Linked DNA regions of Homo sapiens: region 2 is linked to region 1. A link is a loop called in an ENCODE intact Hi-C map of the cell type or tissue named here. Cell type or tissue: dorsolateral prefrontal cortex. All regions are shown on one strand.

Evidence for each region. Hi-C counts contacts between places; a loop is a spot of excess contacts. Peaks named below come from ENCODE experiments on the same cell type or tissue, not always from the same donor. Only the 100,000 strongest peaks of a DNase experiment are listed, where the experiment ranks them.
Region 2: a loop joins it to region 1, with 7 times the contacts of the local background. A loop is called at or near these places in 4 of 110 quality-filtered maps.

What each region holds. Positions count from the first base shown.
Region 1 is chr17:72,984,783-72,987,282 of GRCh38, reverse strand. The region is part of intron 4 of SLC39A11 (solute carrier family 39 member 11); the gene reads left to right. Among named protein-coding and RNA genes, the nearest start is that of SLC39A11, 110 kb to the left of the region's middle. RefSeq lists a silencer at 966-1,015. In dorsolateral prefrontal cortex, a CTCF peak has its summit at 998 (motif pointing left); a DNase peak (open chromatin) is centred at 952; H3K27ac peaks cover 471 bases.
Region 2 is chr17:72,882,985-72,885,484 of GRCh38, reverse strand. The region is part of intron 5 of SLC39A11 (solute carrier family 39 member 11); the gene reads left to right. Among named protein-coding and RNA genes, the nearest start is that of SLC39A11, 210 kb to the left of the region's middle. In dorsolateral prefrontal cortex, a CTCF peak has its summit at 1,142; a DNase peak (open chromatin) is centred at 1,234; H3K27ac peaks cover 2,226 bases.

The sequences.
Region 1 (2,500 bases):
TTGGCTCTCAGTTCTGCAGACTGTATAAGAAGCATAGTGCCAGCATCTGCTTCTGGGGAGGGCCTCAAGAAGCTTCCAATCATGGCAGATGGTGAAGGGGGAACAGATGTGTGACGTGACAAGCGAAGGAGCAAAAGAACTAGCAGGATCTTTCAAACAACCAGTGCTCTCCTGAACCAACAGAGTGAGAACTCGCACATTACTGTGGGGAGGGCAACAAACCATTCATGAGGGATCTGCTCCCGTGACCCAAACCCCTCCTACCAGGCCCTCCTCCAGCACTGGGGCTCACATTTCAACATGAGATTTGGAGGGAACACACATCCATACTATGTCAGAGCTTTGTGGTTTATTGGACAATACCCTGTGCTTTTATTCTTTCCCTTCTGGTATAAAAAACTAGTCATTGTAGTTGAAGACAGTAACCAGTTCATCCCTCATGTTGGCGAGGCTGGTCTTGAACTCCTGACCTCAAGTAATCTGCCTGCCTCAGCCTCCCAAAGTGCTTGGATTACAGGCATGAGCCACCATGCCCGGCCTGTGATTATGTCTTATATCCAATCTACAAGTGCTTCTCACACCTGAATGTGTGCACGGTTCACCCCGGGAGCCTGTTAAAATGCAGATGATGATTTGGCAGGTCTGGGTTGGGGCCCAAGACTGTATGTGTCTCCCAAGCTGTCAAGGTGGCTGATGCTCCTGATCCATGGAGCCCCCTCGGGCTAGCTGGGGGTGGAGGGTGCAGCAGTGTGGCAGTAATGGGACCTCACAGTTGGAAGGGTCCTTGGAGGGTCTGTGGGCCAGTGCCTGGCAGGTGGCGCGTCACACTCGACTTTCTGATGTTCTGATTTAGGAGGCTTTGGGTGGAGCTTAGACGTCTGTATTTCTAAAAAGCTTCACCGGGGCTTTGTCTGCATGGCCAGGCTTGGCAACCACCAGTTTGTCCAGCTCCCCAGCCGTGGTTTGCATCACCTCAACATCTCCCCCTAGTGGTTGTGTTGTGACTAGGGTGTCCTGGCTTTCAAAGCTAGCTCCACAGCCGTCAGGCTTCTGGGGGACCCTGGAGTCTTACTGGGGAGTGAACTGGTTTCCTAGGGCTGTGGGAACAATATATCACAATTTGAATAGCTTAAACAACAGACATTTATTGTCTCAGTTCTAGAGGCTAGAACTTTCTGGAAAGTAGTTCTAAGATTCTGACCTCAAGATGTCAGCAGGGCCATGTGCCTCCTCAAGGCTCCAGGGAAGGATGAGCTCCAAGCCCCTCTCCTAGCTTTTGGTGGTTCCTTGGCTTCTAGTAGCATAACTCCAGTCTTCCCGTAGTATTTTCCTTGTGTGCCTGTCTCTGTGTCCAAATTTCTCCTTTTTATAAGGAAAAAATCATATTGAATTGGGACCTGCCCTAATGACCTTATCTTACCTCGATCATTTACAAAGACCCTGTTTGCAAAAAAGGTCACATTTATAGACAACATCTTTTGCAGGAATGCAGTTCAACCCATCACAGGGAGATAGGGCATCGATTGCAGGAAGATTAATAAATAAAAGACAGTAATAAAAAGTTAGGCCTGGCCAGATGCGGTGGCTCATGCCTGTAATCCCAGCACTTTGGGAGTTTGAGGTGGGTGGATCACCTGAGGTCAGGAGTTCGAGACCAGCCTGGCCAACATGGCGAAACCCTGTCTCTCCTAAAAATACCAAAATTAGCTCGGTGTTGTGGTGCATGCCTGTAGTCCCAGCTACTCGGGAGGCTGAGGCAGGAGAATTGCTTGAACCTGGGAGGTGGAGGTTGCAGTGAGCCGAGATGGCGCCCCTGCACTCCAGCCTAGGTGAGAGAGTGAGACTCTGTCTCAAAAAAAAAAAAAAAAAAAAAAAGGCAGGCCCCATGCAAATAAAGAAGGTTTGCATGGAAATGAATGTCACAAGTGGGTAATACCTGATAGGGTCAGATATAGCTGGCTAGTCCCGTCAGCAAAGTTGTGGGCAAAAATTCAGAGAGCGACTCTGTGACATGTTCCTCCTTCTGTGGGCGCTGTCTGCGTGGCCCTCACTCAGCTAGCTCTTTCTGTCCTTTCCCCCCTGTATGTCCCTCCCAGGCCACTTAAGCATGAGCAGATCATTGCCTTGTACCTGGTGCCTTGTGGAGTGGCGTCAGCCACGTGGAGTGTGCACATTCCTAGGGAGGTGTGGCCCCAGACAACTTACTGTGTTTGCCCTGCCTCTAGCCCGGCTGGGCCTCCTAGTGTGCTCTGATGAACTAATCAATGCAGGTTGGATTTTTGGAGGGGAGAATTCTTTGTTCCTAACCAGAGAAAATTGATTCCATAAGAGGGTTATTGCTGCTGTGTGCAATTCTCTAGAGTTATTGGATTGCAGAATCATTAGCTTTAGAAGTAAATGAAATAGATTTGGGATATTGTTATGTTTCAGATAAACAAATGGCCTTCCTCCTTATTCATTTAACATTCTGCTTCCAGAAGGAAATGTCAGATGACTCAGA
Region 2 (2,500 bases), 100 kb after region 1:
ATAGTGGCACCTGAATAATGCTGCTGGAATCTTCAGTGAATGCAGGATGGGTCTAGGTGGGAACTAGGTGATTGCAAGAGGTGAGCCCGTAGCCTACAGGATTAGAGAGTTGTAAAAAATTACTAATCAAATTATTACTCGCTTTGGAATAGACTCAGCTGCACAGAACCAATGCTTGATTTGCAAAAGTATGAAACTGGAGTTGAGTATGCAGAAAGCGTTGACGTTCCAAGCTTCATAGGAAGCTGTTTAATTCCAATATAGAGAGGAGGCAAAAACTGAGGAATAGCTGTCTGGAGCTGCAGGGAAAACCTATAAGCTGATTTTTAGAATCCAAATCCTAGTCCACAGGAAATCTTCCATTTCGATAACCTACAAGTATCATCAGAAGTCCTTGACACAAGTGGATAAGAATTGCTGTGTTTTGATGGTACTCTAGAAACATAGACACAAATCATTCAAGTGCTCCAGCCCCTTTGTCAAAACAGGCCTTTTAAAGGGATGATAAATCTGAAGAAAGTTAAGTATCCTACTGCAAGAAAGACTCATTTAATATTACCACTTTATATTTAATGATGAGTTCCTCTCGTTATGCATTTTTCTTTGTTCAGAAGAGCTTTAGAGTTCCCTTGTCCAGTTTTAGAATTCTGTTGTGATTTTGAGTGGAATTATGTTAAAGCTATCCATTTGAAAAGACTTAGTAGCTTTAAGGTTTCCAGTCTTTCTATTCAAGAATGCAGAATGCTGCTGCAGCGATTTCCTATTTTATATTTTTCAGTTTATCTCATGCCTTCCTTTTTATTAAACTCTAATGTTCAAGATAGATCCCAGAGCTTTCCTGCCAGTCTGCCTCACCATAGTAATATAGTCTGGTCCTTAAGATACTGAACATGATAGTTTAGAACCAATGACTACCTGAAAAATCCAAAGCGAGACACAGCGCAGGTAAATTTAATGGGGTGACTGTTTCTTTGTATTGAACATTAAATAAAGCCAAGAGGAGATTATTCACCTCCAGGTAGTCATAATTGCTGCAGTTTTAATGGAGCTAGATGTCTTCCAAGCTAAAGACTTTCTGAGCCACAGCCTTGCACTGCAGTAGATAACAGAATGGAAGGGATGAACGCTCTGAGGATTCATTGTTTGAAATGAAATTTAGAATAGTGCACTGGCCCTGCAAATGGCTGGGCAACAGTACAAAGACCAACATGGCCTGAGGCCATCCACAGTGACAACGCTGCTTTTGTGAGCCAAGCTGTGGGCAGCCTAGCAGGCCCAGGGGCACTGTGGTCCTTTATAAGGTTTCTTTCTTTCTTTCTTTCTTTTTTTTGGAGACAGAGCCTTACTCTGTCACCCAGCCTGGAGTTTTGTGGTGTGATCACAGCTCACTGCAGCTTTGACCTCCCAGCTCAAGAAATCCTCCCACTTCAGCCTCCCAAGTAGCTGGGACCACAGGTGCACGCCACTATACCTAGCTAACTTTTGTATTTTTTGTAGAGACAGAGTTTTGCCATGTTTTCCAGGCTGGTCTGGAACTCCCGAGCTCAAGCAATCCACCTGTCTCAGCCTCCCAAAGTGGTGGGATTACAGGCTTGAGCCACTGCACCCAGCCCAGATTCTCCTTTCTATGGGCAGAATTGGATTAAAGACCAGGCCCTACTTGGGCCCAACTTCAGTTTTCACACTATGATATTATACAGATTGCATCCCCTTCCCTCCACAATAAGGAGGGATGGAGGTGTGTATAATAGCCATCTTCATGGCTTTCCCCTGGACCAAGTCTTTTTGATGAGACAAGAATACATTTTTATTGGCTGTTTCTCCCTTACAAATGAATGGGATTCCTCGGTCATTTCTCAGTCAAGCCTCAGAAATTGTAGTCACCTGACCCTGAATCAGACACAATCCACCGGGAGAACAGAGACTAGAACCTGCCTTCCCAGATTCCGTGTAATTAACTGGCTAGCTTCTGCCACCATGAAACCTTGAAAAGCTTCAGTACTGGCGATGCTTGAGCATGTTTTGCATCATGTAAATACTACCCAGGAGGTACCTCAACTGGTTCAGTCATAAAGATGGCGCTGCACTGGGTCATCTCTGTGATTTTCATCCAGGTTTTTGGCAGCAGCCATCTGTGGTTACAGAGGATTTGAAGAGGAAGCATACTGAGAAAACAGAGCTATAGTAACATCCAGGCCTGTGAGGGTAGGTAGACTCCAGTGCACATGTGTTAACAGTAGGAGGCCTGCTCTGCGTAGAATATGGACTTGGCTGTGTTTTATGCACTTTCCACTCACATGCGCCCATGCTTATGTTAGGCCAGTATGCCTTAAGGATGCAGGACTGCGTGATGAACCCTCATGATAATTCCACCTAAAAGCATTTTCTCGGCCTGGCACGGTGGCTCAGCCTGTAATCCAACCACATTGGGAGGCCGAGGTGGGCGGATCATTTGAGGCCAGGAATTCGAGACCAGCCTGGCCAACATGATGAAACCCCA